Regions from separate parts of the Homo sapiens genome. Here region 2 is linked to region 1. A link is a contact called in ENCODE POLR2A ChIA-PET data. All regions are on one chromosome and are shown on one strand. The core of a region is the stretch at or near the end of the contact, and the rest is flanking DNA. Distances in the headings are between cores, read along the strand shown. Region 1 holds the start of RHOH (ras homolog family member H). Region 2 holds the start of AASDH (aminoadipate-semialdehyde dehydrogenase).

Evidence for each region. ChIA-PET counts read pairs that join two places held with the same protein, here RNA polymerase II (POLR2A).
Region 2: POLR2A ChIA-PET joins it to region 1 with 18 read pairs in OCI-LY7. The contact joins the promoter of AASDH here to the promoter of RHOH in region 1. POLR2A ChIA-PET finds 5 or more read pairs at or near these places in 2 of 52 experiments (OCI-LY7 and activated CD4-positive, alpha-beta T cell).

The regions. Positions count from the first base shown.
Region 1 is chr4:40,193,631-40,200,522 of GRCh38, reverse strand. RHOH (ras homolog family member H) reads right to left here and starts at 3,492. Exons shown (of 3, transcript NM_004310.5): 1 at 3,223-3,492. RefSeq lists enhancers at 2,420-2,519, 5,697-5,746, 5,787-5,996, 6,486-6,625.
Region 2 is chr4:56,384,565-56,391,456 of GRCh38, reverse strand. It overlaps AASDH (aminoadipate-semialdehyde dehydrogenase), which reads left to right and starts at 3,966. Exons shown (of 15, transcript NM_181806.4): 1 at 3,966-4,095. RefSeq lists enhancers at 3,622-3,671, 3,534-4,040, 3,702-4,071, 4,041-4,548.

The sequences.
Region 1 (6,892 bases), core at 2,243-4,742:
TAAATCCCCACCTGCAAAACGACCACTTTCCAAGTTGTTTTGGGGCTTGTATTTTTTAATCACACAGATTCCTGGACCTCACGTGAGGGCTGGGGTATGAGACATGGAATTTCAGTTTCTTAAAAGCTCCCCAGGTGGTTTTGCTGTCCAGCCAGCTTTAGAAACCACTATTCCACAGTGAGACACCAGACACATGATCGTGGTCTCTGAACAACTGTCCACATCCGGGGAACAGTATGACAACTTCTTGTGCAAGTCGTCAAAAGGTTGTTCAGGGCATTCAAGCAGTTGCTAGAGTCAAATGGCTAAAGAGCTCACAGAGGAGCCCTAAGTTTCTGGCACCCTTCCACCCCCCTGGGGTCATCCTTTCCATCTCTGACACCCTCCTTGCTCTCACAGCCCACCCCAGCCCCCACACTGTCATGCTGCCTCCCAGCCTCCACCTGTGCACCCCATCCTGACTTGTGCCCATCCCTTTTCATACACAAAGCTCCAGAGTCTCCTCCCTTAGGACACCAGTGGGACTCTAGAAGGAACACTATCACCGTGTGACTCACGTCATCTGCACACATAATTAGGAATCCCCTGCACAATTAACATGCCAGGTGGATTTGCATTTTTTTAAAGGAGGCTTTTAATCCAAAAAAATATTTATAACCTAGAGAGTGGAATGGGGAAGGAGGATGCTTTTTAATCCTGGCTTTCACCCAGATCCAAGCATCCCAAACCCAAATAAGCACTCACTGCCACAATGATCCCCACTCCTAAGTAGAAATGGAATTTTAGCTGTGCCTTGCTAGCACTAAAATTAACACATTGTAAGATAAAATAATTTAATTTAAACTGGGCAAGGAAGAAAGGTCATGCTCTCTGCCTCTAATGAAAAGCACCTCTAGAATTCCACCCCAAGCGTTCAGAGAGCGACGTCAACCAAGGAGGCCCACAAGTAATGCAGCGGATACTGAGAGGACCTCTCTCATCTCATAAGCTAGAGAAACTGTTACCAAATGGCTTAAAATAGCGGTTTCCAAGTTTGTTTTCCTTCTTTCATATGTATTCTCACTAGAAAAACACCCAACCCCTGTGCCTTGTCCATATTTGGTGCTCAAAAAACGTTAATTCCCAGCCTCCACCTGTCACCCTACTTTCCCTGGAAAGGAATGTTGGGATTAGGAGAGTTAGCTTTGCAGGCTTCTTGCTCTTAAGCCAGGGCTCATAACACCTTCATTTGTGGCAATAGCCAAGTCCTTAATAAGAATCATAAGAGTTGCATCTATTGAGAGATTTTTTTTTCAGTCAGGCACTAGGCTACATGCTTTACATATTTTTATCTCATTTGATCTCTACGACAACCCTCTGAGGTAGGTATTTTCAGTTATTATTACTGTTATTAGAGATATTTTGTGAATTTTTTTTTTAATCTGAGCATTGAAGAAGTTAAGTAACTTGTCTGAGGTTCCCACAGCCCAGAAATGATAGAATGATAGAATGGGGATTCCATGCAAAGTGATCTGGCTCAAAAGTTGGGTTCTTATTCACCGTGCTGTATGTTTGTTATTATATGGGTTCAGATATTTTATGGTCCAGAAAAAAAGTGTCTGAATTATTATGATCTACTGACTCTCTAAACAACGTCCAGAAAAAGAACAGAAGCATACCCGTGCCATCTCATTTAGACATGCAAAGAAAGTAGCACATATTTCATGGAATTTGGGGACTGGCTTTTGAGGAATAGAGACTTGCTTATCATTCATCAACCAACTCGTTCTCCCAAGAGGAAGGCCACTTTAATTCCTGGATAATTGAAGGGCCTCCTTAAAATGAAGAAACCAGAGGTGGAGGTCTTACTGGTACCCCGAGCCACACGAACCTTTCTCTGCATAAATGATGTCCTAAGGGAAGACAGTAGAGGGCAAATGGAGGCCCACAGCCAGGCACAGGGATGCAGAAAGCAGCCCCAAGTGGGAAGAGGCCACGCTCGACAAGCTCCCTCTCACATGGAATTCTGCTGGTGCCGTGAGAGCCGAGGAAGCGCAGCCGCAGGGCAGAAGGAGACCAAGGACTATTGAATGGGGTCACTTCTCCCCAGTGCCTGCAAGGTCCTCGCTTTTGTGTCCACACCCTAACTGTCTAATCTGATTTCCTGCAATGTGTAAAACAAACTGTCTTCTCTTCTCCAGTGTCTCTTCAACTGGCCTTATCATCTCCAGGTCAGTCTCGCCTTTGTGCCTTTGCCCACAAGGTCCTCCCAGTCTGAAATCACCTGCCCCTTCTCCTTCTACCGACACTTCGCATTCTTCCAAAGCCCAGATCTTCCTGACAACTCCAGTTTGCCCCCAGGCCCCCTCCATGGAATTCACAGAACTCTTCAAGCCTGTGCTGCCCCACTCATCACTGAATTCTCATCTTGCATTGCTTCCTAAATTTTACTTCTTATCACAACTACCAGATTATAGGGTCCTTCAAAGTAGAGATTTTTAAAATATTTCTCTTATATCCTCCACGGCACCAGCTTAGAACCAATAAGGGGACACCAACTACTTGTTGCCTGCTTGAATACGTCAATGGCAACTTTCATTTAGTAAAGCACCTAAAACCGGTGATTTCCCAAACTTTGTTTAGTTACAACTCAGGCTACTGACTGGTACCTCGTAGCATATCTCCAAATCAAACCACCTCAGAAGAAAGATTAAATTTAATTAAAAAATACATGTTATACATCATAGAGCACTTTTGGGAAATGGTCATTAACATTGGCAATAGGTGAAAAACACAAGCTAGAAATTCCAGATTGAAATCTACATCATTTAGACTTCGGTTCTGTTTCTTTTCTGAACTAGACAACTTTAAAATTCATATTTGCACAACTTAGAGCATCTTTAGATTTACTTCATCAAACCTTGGGTAGTATTTAAACTACCCATACAGTTGAGCTCAGCCACAGTCACAAGCATATGCATTCTCTAGAATATCTGGAAAACCAAAAAGCCAACTATTGTAACTTTTCATGTTTCAAAAATCTTGTTAGGACTGTGGTGAGGGGCAGTGAATATCAAAGCAACACTCACCCCCCCGACCCCCGTCCCCCTGTAAATTGATTCTACACCTTACAGCAGGTAGCTCAGAGTCATTACGATGTTTGGCCTAGAGTAAAAGCTAAATAAAATTAGAAAAATTTCTTTTGACACCAAAGAAATACTTTTAAGGAAGCAAAATCCTTACCTGTTGCAGAATGCCGAAGAAATGTCTTGACAGTAAAATGACTGACTCCGGAAATCAAATTTGTTCAACAAAAGCAGGTGAAAACAAAAGCGGCCCAAGCCTTTTCACTGTGGTTGATTTCCTCATAGGATCAACCTCTCCCTCGTTCCCGAGAATATTAACTGATTCACACTGGAAGAACTGAAAATACAACAGTTGGGCTGGCAGGGAGTCCACCCCAAGATGGTTGGGTTAGTGTGTGTGGGGCAGCAGGAGCAATCCGAATGTGACAAAAGAGATTAGCAAGTTCCTGTGCCTAAGTCAATTTCCTGTAGCCGGCTTCTCCGCAGAGGGGGTTTCATTTGTGTGGGTTTAGGGGGGTGTGTGTGCACGTGCGTTTCTCTCCATTAGAATATGAAACTTCCCCAGATCAGAGGCAGAATAAGGCCTTTGCCGCACCGCTGGGTTTGCGTTTAATTTATCCCCCACCCTACTCCGAGACTATGTTTCTCTCCCCCTTAGCCCCATTTTCCTCCAGCAAAGCCCTACGTAAAACTGAAGAAAGGAAGACTGAAGAGTCCAAATGATTCCTCATGGAAGTAAAATTACCAAAAAAAAAAAAAAAAAAAGTCCATGCCACTGACCAATCTTGGTTAATTTGAGCTTAGGAAACAACACCTTAGAACTTTCCCCCCATCAGCTTGGGGAAAACAAGAGGTGGATTGTCTGCTTCGCTTTGCTGCATTAAAAACTATCAAATATTTTGCAAAGAACAGAGGCAGGCTTAGTGAGAGTTCGAGCAGCCCCCTGCCGTGCGTTCACCCCTGTATGGACGAGCACCTGGGCTGGGAGTTACCTGGCGATGAGTTGTTTTTTCAGACTCCTCAGAGTTTCATTATTTGCCTAAAAACACAAGTTTACTTGTTTTGTCCTAATGGGCAATCCAGGTGTAGAGACCATCTGCAACTACTTAGGTTATGGCTAAACGCCTAACCCAACAAATTGAACTTTTGTGATGTGGTCACAACCGCCTGTGCCCCAAATCCCTGAATAACTAACTGTTGATGCTACTGCTCACGGTGATAGCTTGGTCAAAATACCTGCCGACCGTAAGGATAAAGTCAACTCCATGCCTTTTATTTTATTTTATCAGTGCATCGGCCCCACACTCAAAGATTTGAGTTTAATTGAGCTGGGTTGGGACCGGACATCAATATTATTTTAAACCCCTCTGATTATTCTAAAGTACTGCTGCCACTCTAATGGATGAGAAGGAGGAAAGAACATTCCACGTAGAGGCAAATAGTATGTGCAAAGGCCCTGAGGTGGGAAAGAGGTTGGCATGTTCAAAGAAGTGAAAGCAGATGACTGTGCTTGCAGCATAGTTGTAGAGGGAATCAATGGTACAAGGTGAGCATTCTTATCAATAGACACCCAATTACCAAGTTCACAAGACTTCCACATGAACCCATGTGTCAATTTGTTAATGCACAGTAAGAACTCAATCTGCCAGCTGAGATCCTCGAGCCTTCTGAAGAGCACATTATCTCCTAGAAAATCCTCTGTGGGAGGCCAGGTGCAGTGGCGGTGGCTCACACCTGTAATGCCAGCACTTTAGGAGGCTGAGCGGGGAGCATTGCTTGAACCTAGGAGTTCGGGACCAGCCTGGGCAACGTAGTGAGATCCCATCTCTACAAAAATTAGCTGGGCAACCACACCTGTAGTCCCAGCTACTCAGGAGTCCGAGGCAGGAGGATTGCTTGAACCCATGAGGTTGAGGTTGCAGTGAGCTGTGATCCACCACCACACTCCAGCCTGGGGACACAGCAAGACCCTGTCTCGAAAAAAGAGAGAGAGGGACAGACAGAAGGAGGGAAGGGAAGGAAAAGGAAGAGAAGGGGAGGGAAGGAAGGAAGGAAGGAAGGAAGGAAGGAAGGAAGGAAGGAAGGAAGGAAGGAAGGAAGGAAAAGAAAGAAAGGAAAGAAAGGGAAAATCCTCTGTGGAAAGCCAGATCACCATGGTGATGTTATCAGCTGAGCAGAACATAAGCTTGTGGATATTTTCTTTATCTACTTCTGGTTTTGTTCATCAAAGGATTTAGAGCATCTGGCAAAAATACTTACACCTTAGCAAAATGAAACAATTAAAAACAAGAAATTTGAAAATGAGGCCAAGAGAAGTGAAGACAAAAATGACACTAAAACTGGGGGTGAGGTTAATTACAGAGAATGTATGCCACGTGGTTCTATGCTCTTCAGCAACTGGTATGAAGCAGGAAATATCACCACACAGAAAGCTCATTGCCCGCGGGAGAAACATAAACACATAGCTCAGAATCATGAGGTCTTCCTGGCTCCCCAGTGCTGAGATTAAAGAGAAACTTTGCCCCCTGGATTCCCATAGAGAAGACAACACGGCTGAAGTGAAACACCATGTTTAGACTCCACGCAGCCAGCCACAAGTCCGTGAGGTGGTTCCTTACGCTGTTCCTCCATATATGCTGATTGCATCTCACCGAAGAGTTTACTAAAAGCAACTCCAGGGTGTGCGGCAGGGAGAGTGCAGCAGGAGATTAGTAAGAATGTGCCACCCCACAGCACCACTTTGATGTTCCAGTTTTATCCAGAGATGAAAAATGACTTCATGGGCCGGGCGCAGTGGCTCACGCCTATAATCCCCACACTTTGGGAGGCCGAGGCAGGCGAATTGTTTGAGCCCAGGAGTCCAAGACCAGCCTGAGCAACATAGCGACACCCAGTCTCTAAAATAATACTAATAATAACAATGACAATAGGCCGAGTGCTGTGGCTCACGCCTATAATCCCAAAACTTTGGGAGGCCGAGGAGGGCAGATCGCTTGAGGTCAGGAGTTCGAGACCAGCCTGGCCAACATGGTGAAACCCCGTCTCTTCTAAAAATACAAAAATTAGCCAGGCACGGTAGCTCATGCCTGTAATCCCAGCTACTCGAGAGGCTGAGGCAGGATAATTGCTTGAACCCAGTAGGCAGAGGTTGTAGTGAGGCAAGATCATACCACTGCACTCCAGCCTGGGCAACAGAGTGAGACGTCAGCCTAAAAAATAATAATAATAATAATAATAAAGAAAAATGACTTCAGATATGCTTCAGAAAATTCAGGATAAAAAGTTTCTCTCATCCAAGTTTCTAAAAGATTTAAAGAGGCAAAGAGTTCAAAATTGGTTGCCCCTCCAACAGGAGATCCAGTGTCCTTTAAGGGGGACAATGTCTCCCCTTCAGAAAGCAGAGGAGTCAGACAAGGACAGCTGCCTGTATGGACAGATCCCCTCCATCTCCTAAGTAGAAGGGGAGATGAGGCTCTGCCCTTTGGGAAACAAAGCAAGAAACGCCACCAGCATGATTTATAACGAGCTCCAGGCCTCAGGCCTTGTACCATTTTCTGCACGAAAGTGGAGACGTACTCCAGAGTCAGGATGGACTGGGTGTGTCCCACCCCATCCTGGAAAGGACTAGGAAGGGCATTGTCATACCTGGCTGCGAGACCCCTGTCCCTTTCACCCCCTGGCTGACCACCCTTCTGCTTCTGAAGAACTGGTTTTCTGTGCCTGGAATTGCCAGTTTTAGATGATCTGGTACAGTCCAGCGTTGGGCTTCCTCCTGCTCCTGACCTACACGCCTCTAATCTTCACACAGTTTAATCTCAGAGAGGATT
Region 2 (6,892 bases), core at 2,717-5,216, about 16 Mb before region 1:
CAACTGCCTATCTAACTTATGGACTGACACCACCCTTACCACGCTTGTTATTGTTAAAACAAACAGTGAGGTTTATTTTTATTTATTTATTTATTTTTTGAGATGGAGTCTCACTTCGTCACCAGGCTGGAGTGCAGTGGCGCAATCTCGGTTCACTGCAACCTCCACCTCCTGGGTTCAAGTGATTCTCCTGCCTCAGCCTCCAGAGTAGCTGGGACTACAGGCGTGTGTCACCATGCCAAATTAATTTTTATATTTTTCAAAGAGACGGTTTCACTGTATTGGCCAGGATGGTCTTGATTTCTTGACCTCGTGATCCACCTGCCTCGGCCTCCCAAAGTGCTGGGATTACAGGTGTGAGCCACCACCACTCCTGGCCTTCCAGTGTACTTCCATAGTTACATATTCTTTCCTCGTGCCCTGTGAAGAGGTGCCTTCCACCATGATTTTAAGTTTCCTGAGGGCTCCCCAGCCATGTGGAACCGAGTCAATTAAACCTCTTTTCTTTATAAATTACCCAGTCTCAGATATTTACTTAAAGCAATGTGAGAACAGACTAATACACCTGTCAAAACACCAAGCCTGAAAAACTCAACCACTAATTTGCTCTCTGCCTTCTCCTGAGCAGCTGAACACTTAGAGTAACTCACACAATGCCTTATTATCCCAACTGTGATATGTGGTACAACAGCACATAACAGGAGGACCTAACCTTGTTTCAGGTAGGGTCAAGGATTTTCCAAATTATTTTTGAACTTTTTAAGGAAACAATGACATTGACAACTGAGAGATAAGCCTTAAAATAAGTAGAGTGTGCCAGTCAAGGTACAAAATATCAGCAGGGTACAGGGTGGGCATTTGATATTTCCCTGCAACTGGAACAGTGTAAGTGGATGGAGCTGAGTAAAAAAAAAAATAGTTTGGGAAACAAGCGCCTAAGACATGAATCCCTGCTATAAGGGTGCTATTTAGTATAGGAGGTCAGATTTGGAAATAATGCAGCAACAGTAACAACTGATGCTGTAAGAAATATATGTCGCTGTCTGGGAAGGGTCTGGTATTGAAACCTATTTTAAAGTTAGTAAGATAGCCTGTTAACTGTTTTATGGCAGTAAACTTGGATTCCTGGGTGACAAAGAACTTTGTAATTTATGGCAAAAGCAGAAGCCAGAACTTCATGTTTATGCATTTTCCATGTCCCCCAAGTCCCACCAGGATGGTGAAGATGGGCTTCCATGGATGTCTGCACATGCAGTCAGTGGGTTACATTATAGGAGAGGAATACTGAGTTTGGGGGATTCCATACTTTTGTAGTTAAGTGGAAGCAAGCCTACTCTTTGGGAAGAATACTTCAGCTATGAAACTGATCATCCCAAACAACCCTGAAAAATGATCTAGGTAAAGAGCAGTTAGGACCTTACATTCTTGGCAAACCCAGAATTTGCAGGTCCCATGACAAATGACCCCTCCCAAGAGTATGATGGGTTCGTGGGATGGAGTTTGGAGGAGTCTGGATAAATTATTCTTTAGGGCTTGAAGAAAGGCATCACTGAGGAAGTCATGTTTAAGCTGTATTTTCATCAAGCAGGCATGGAGAAAGAAGGGTATTTCAGCCTGAGCCCAGCCAAAACAGGTGTGGAAACATGATAAGGACTTTGTATTCTCAGAACTCTTACTAGCCTTTCATTATGACTAGAGTTTACAGTATCAGGTGTGGGGAATGTGGAAGATGGGTGGGGGAGCAGTGGCCTGCTGTGAGATATCAGGTTGGAAAGAAAATGAACTCTCTTGTTTACCTTGCTGAAGAGTCTGAATGTTATGCAGGCAACGAGGGATCATTGAAGCTTCTTATTCTCATAGAAGAATGCTATGACTGATCTGGTATATGTTTTAGAATGATCACCTTGGATTATCAGGTAAAAATGCTGTCTTAAACATAGTGTTCTACATTTGCTCCCTAAGACTCCCTGAAAATGACAGTAACAGGATTTTTAAAGTCATACACCCTTAAGGATTAAAGAAAAGGAATAATGGAAATGAAATTCTGGAATCAATAGCAAAGGGCTCAGTTGACTTGAAAAACCTGAATTCTAAACCCCCAGTGAGCAAAACCAACAAGCAATTCTATTTGTATCACAGAACCCCCTAAAAAACTAAGAAACTGGCTTCAGGAAGTAGAAGTGAAGAGGGTACCTAAAAGGACTGGAAGTTCATTTAGGAGAGTGTTATATCCTTTATGCCACCCCCGGCCCCCGCCTTATTCTGAAGCCTTTTTTTATTGCTCAGGAGTAAAACGGGGTCTCTGTAATGGAGGACATCAGGCACCTAAAACAAAGAGAATTAAGTGAAAATTGTACTAAATTCTGAGACATACCGCAGCCTCCATACCCCTCCTCTCCCACTTGATTTTCAACAAACGTCCCATGGGCTCAACAGCTTCCAATCAACTTTTAAATATACCCCCACTTACATATGAGCAGATAAGGACCACCAGACATCCTAGGAAAGCCTCTAATGTGAAAGATAGAGCACAAAATCAACAGAAGAAAAAAAAAGGAAACTTGAGGGAAATAGATACTGCAAGGGAAGAAAAACTTTAAAAAAGGTATCATTAATATCAGAGAGTTGGATGATGATACTGGAATAATAAAACATCATTTTGGCAGCAATTCAGAGTCAATCAGAGGCAAACAAAACTGAAAACGTTTTAGGAAAAAGCTGACCAAGAAGACCTGAACTAAAGTAGCAGTAATGGCGATGAACATGACACTTAAAAAACGCAGGTTCTAGGCCCCTCACTAGAAAACTAGGGGATGAACCTCCGGGGATGGAGTCCAGGAATTTGGAATCTTCTAAAACATCACCACCGGCAATTCTGATGTAGCCAGCTGGGTGCTGGTCTCAAGACTGAGAACTAGAGGACATAGGGTCTAATCGGATGTAAGAGGTTAAGAAAGTGGGAAGGTTGATAACTGTCTGGCTGGGTGGATGATGGTGTCATCCCAACGTAGAAACATAGAAACATAGACAAGATACACTTTTGCCCACTTCCAACCTAAATACATAAATAAGGCTGTGTTAGTTTGAGTAGTCCATGGTACATCTTGGAAAAGTATAGTTGGCATGTGGAGATATTTTTTGCTTAGATTAGAAGCACAGTTTCTTGTCACCAACAACTACGGCTGCGAGAGCGTCCTATGCTTTTTTCTCACGTACTGTTTTGATGCAGAGCTGTCTTCGCAGTCCCTCCCCCGGCTAAAACCCCCCAAACAAAAAAATCCCGATTATTCTGCCACCAGACAGTAGCTTTAAAACACCTCTGTTATTGCCCTTGACGCTTATTGTAATAATTGACATGTCTCCAACTGTAACAATTCCCTTGGAAACAGAAAGTTCTATTCAGGCATATAGTTTACAAAACTCCACCTCGGACCTGCTTTAATTTCTTTACAGGTCCTACTAAATGCTCCTGTCAAATTCCTTAGTTATCGTTTCAATCTGCTTCCCAATTAAAATGTCAGCATCATGATGACAGGAACGTCGTTTGCAGGCGTCACTGCTGCAGCCATATCTCCAGCACGTTTCCAGAAAATGTCATTGGTTGAAAGCAATAACTCTCCTATTTCACAATGATTTCATCTCTCTTCACATCAACCCTAGGTGATGTTTTTATTCTCACCTTATGAACGAGAATACTGCGGCTCAAAATTCAAGAGTCTTGCCCAGAGTTTTTTGGCAAGTACGAAAGGGTTATGGCTCCAAACTGGTTAGCTCCGAAGTCCTTGCAAACCCTGTCCGAGACCATGCGCGACCCCAAGGAGCGCCTGAGCAGATAACCAAAAGTGAAAAAGCCTATAGACCTCTTCACTCAAGTTAGCGCCTCGGCTTCAGGAGAGGCAGCGCCAGCTCCACGCAGCCGGCCCGGGGTCGCTCGCACTGACGTCACGTAGCGACGCGGAAGATTTACGTATGGTGCCTCGCTCTGGGATAGCTTTACGGCTTCTGGGAGCTGCTGCTTCGCTGTGAGAAGTATCCGCGACGAGCTATCCGGGAAAGGGCCGAATGCGATCAAACCTAATCCGCGAGACTTGCTAAGTGAGTCGCGGCAGGGCGCGGTGTCCGGCGGGGGTCTGTGTGAAGGAGGCGAAGTGCCGCTAGGCCTGAGCCTGCTTCCACATACATTTGCTCAGCTTCAGGACCACTGCCTGACCTCGGATTTGATACATCGGGGTCTGGCGTGCTGGTGTGGTGCAGACTAACCCTGACCTGTGTGTACACTCCTGCGTCACTAGCCTCCGCCCCTCCATTCAAATGGAAATAAGTGTGCTCCGCGCTCAGCTACCCCCTAGAGTGGTTTCGAAGAGCAATGAAGAAATGTTTAGGAAGCTGTAAATTGCATTGTTACTCGTTGCATACCGTAAATTTAGAAGCCGGGGAATTGGGAAAATAAAGTTTCTAGATTATTTATCCATTTTTAAAACAGCCAGTGGCCTAGAGAGAGGCCCCATAGCAATTGAATTTGCTGACACTCTTAAGATCTTTGTTGACTAAATAGCAGCTTCTACAGTTGTAGCAAGTAAATTTATTCCTTTTACATGTAAAATCTGCTTACCAGAGTTTGCTTTTTTTTTTCCTTTTTTTTTTTTTTTTTTTTTTTGAGACGGAGTCTCGCTCTGTCGCCCAGGCCGGACTGCGGACTGCAGTGGCGCAATCTCGGCTCACTGCAAGCTCCGCTTCCCGGGTTGACGCCATTCTCCTGCCTCAGCCTCCCGAGTAGCTGGGACTACAGGCGCCCGCCACCGCGCCCGGCTAATTTTTTGTATTTTTAGTAGAGACGGGGTTTCACCTTGTTAGCCAGGATGGTCTCGATCTCCTGACCTCATGATCCACCCGCCTCGGCCTCCCAAAGTGCTGGGATTACAGGCGTGAGCCACCGCGCCCGGCCTTTTTTTCCTTTTTAAGGTCTCAAACATTTGGGCATTAATAAGTTTAGTATTCTCTACTGCAGAGAATGTTATTTGTGATTCAATGAATGAAAATGAAAACCTGAGACAAGAAGAATGGATTTTACCTTAAATGTCTGTAGCAACCATTGGGAAAATGGAAAGAAACATCTTAATTATCGTATAGATGTGTAGGTACCCTTCTGCGCTACCTGTATGTTGCGAAATGAACTCATTCCTCATAATTTAAGCGCCTGCTGCAGAAAGCCTCCCTTATATTTACATAATGATCATTGTATGTCTGAGGAAAGCTTAAAATTGTATCTTGTGCATTAAAAAGAGCTAATATTTATAGAAATGCCTACTAAAAATAAATAATGTAAGTACTAAAGTTGCCTTATATGTTTAAACTGTATATTTAGAAATCACAGCATTTTCAAACTTATGGGTCTTGGCAGTTATTGGTTCATTTTACTCTCTTTAGGATTTCTTTTTCCTAATTGATGTTAATTAGTTGATATAAATGAAAATTTTGAGTCAGGAAATCAATTCAAATAGGTGTGAATAAATTAAAAAAAAAAAAAGAAAGAAAAGAAAACTTGACTCGGCCGGGCGCGGTGGCTCCGCCTGTAATCCTAACATTTTGGGAGGCCAAGGTAGGTGGATCACTTAGGTCAGGAGTTCAAAACCAACCTGGCCAACATGGAGAAACCCTGTGTCTACTTAAAAAAAAATAACAAAAACAAAAATTAGTTGGACATGGTAGCGCGCACTTGTAATCCCAGCTACTCGGGAGCTTGAGGTGGGAGAATCGCTTGAATCTGGGAGGCAGAGGTTGCAGTGAGCCGAGATCACGCCATTGCATTCCAGCCTGGGGAACAGAGCGAGACTGTCACAAAAACAAACAAAAACTTTACTGAAGCAGGCTACTTGGTAAGTCTTAATTGCTTTAAAATATGGAAAACAGAGTTCAGAGAGGGAAAAAAATAACTTTCACCTTTAAGGAAACACTGTGAATTTTTTTTACCGTTGATCCCGAGTGTTTCTTTCTTGAAATACTGTTTCGAATCTTTTAATATAATCTGCATTAAGAAACCCAGAGAACATTGCATTGATATACTGCTTTATTGAGTTGTAATATTATATTTTCAGTCTAAGTGAACTTATTGGCAATTTAAAAATAAACTATACAGTATGAAGAGTTTACTTCTTGACAATTATACAAGTATGACTTCTGTAAAATATTAATAGTATAGTAATAAACACTGTTTTTATATATAGTTGTCTAGAACTGAATGAATAGGAATAGGGTTTTTTGCTTTCTTCTGTCAAAGATTGATTTTGCTTTCATCTGAGTTTAGCTCCTACTGGAATTTAAAAGCAAAGTTTATTTACATTAGTCATTTTATTTTATCTTTATTTCATTTACTTATTTATTTTGAGATGGGGTCTTGCCCTGTCACCCAGGCTGGAGTGCAGTGGTGCCGTCTTGGCTCACTGCAACCTCTGCCTCCTGGGTTCAAGTGATTCGCCTGCCTCACCCTCCAGAGTAGCTGGGATTACAGGTGTATGCCACCTTGCCCGGCTAATTTTTGTATTTTTAGTAGAGACAGGGTTTCACCATGTTGGCCAGGCTGATCTTGAACTCCTGACCTCAAGTGATCCACCCACCTCGGCCTCCCGAAGTGCTGGGATTACAGGTGTGAGCCACCGCACCCGGCCACATTAGTAATTTTAAAGTCACCATACAAGATTTTGACTACTCTATCTTAACAAATCTGTAACAGTTACTGAAGGAAAGTAAAAAAAAATTAAGTGTGGGGTCCTTTAAATTTGATTTTATTGATTAATTTTTTATATATTTCATATTTACATTGTGGTCCGTTGAGAGAGAAGTCTCCATTTTTACCTGCTTCATTTTCATCTGTGTATACCACTGCCCTCCCAAA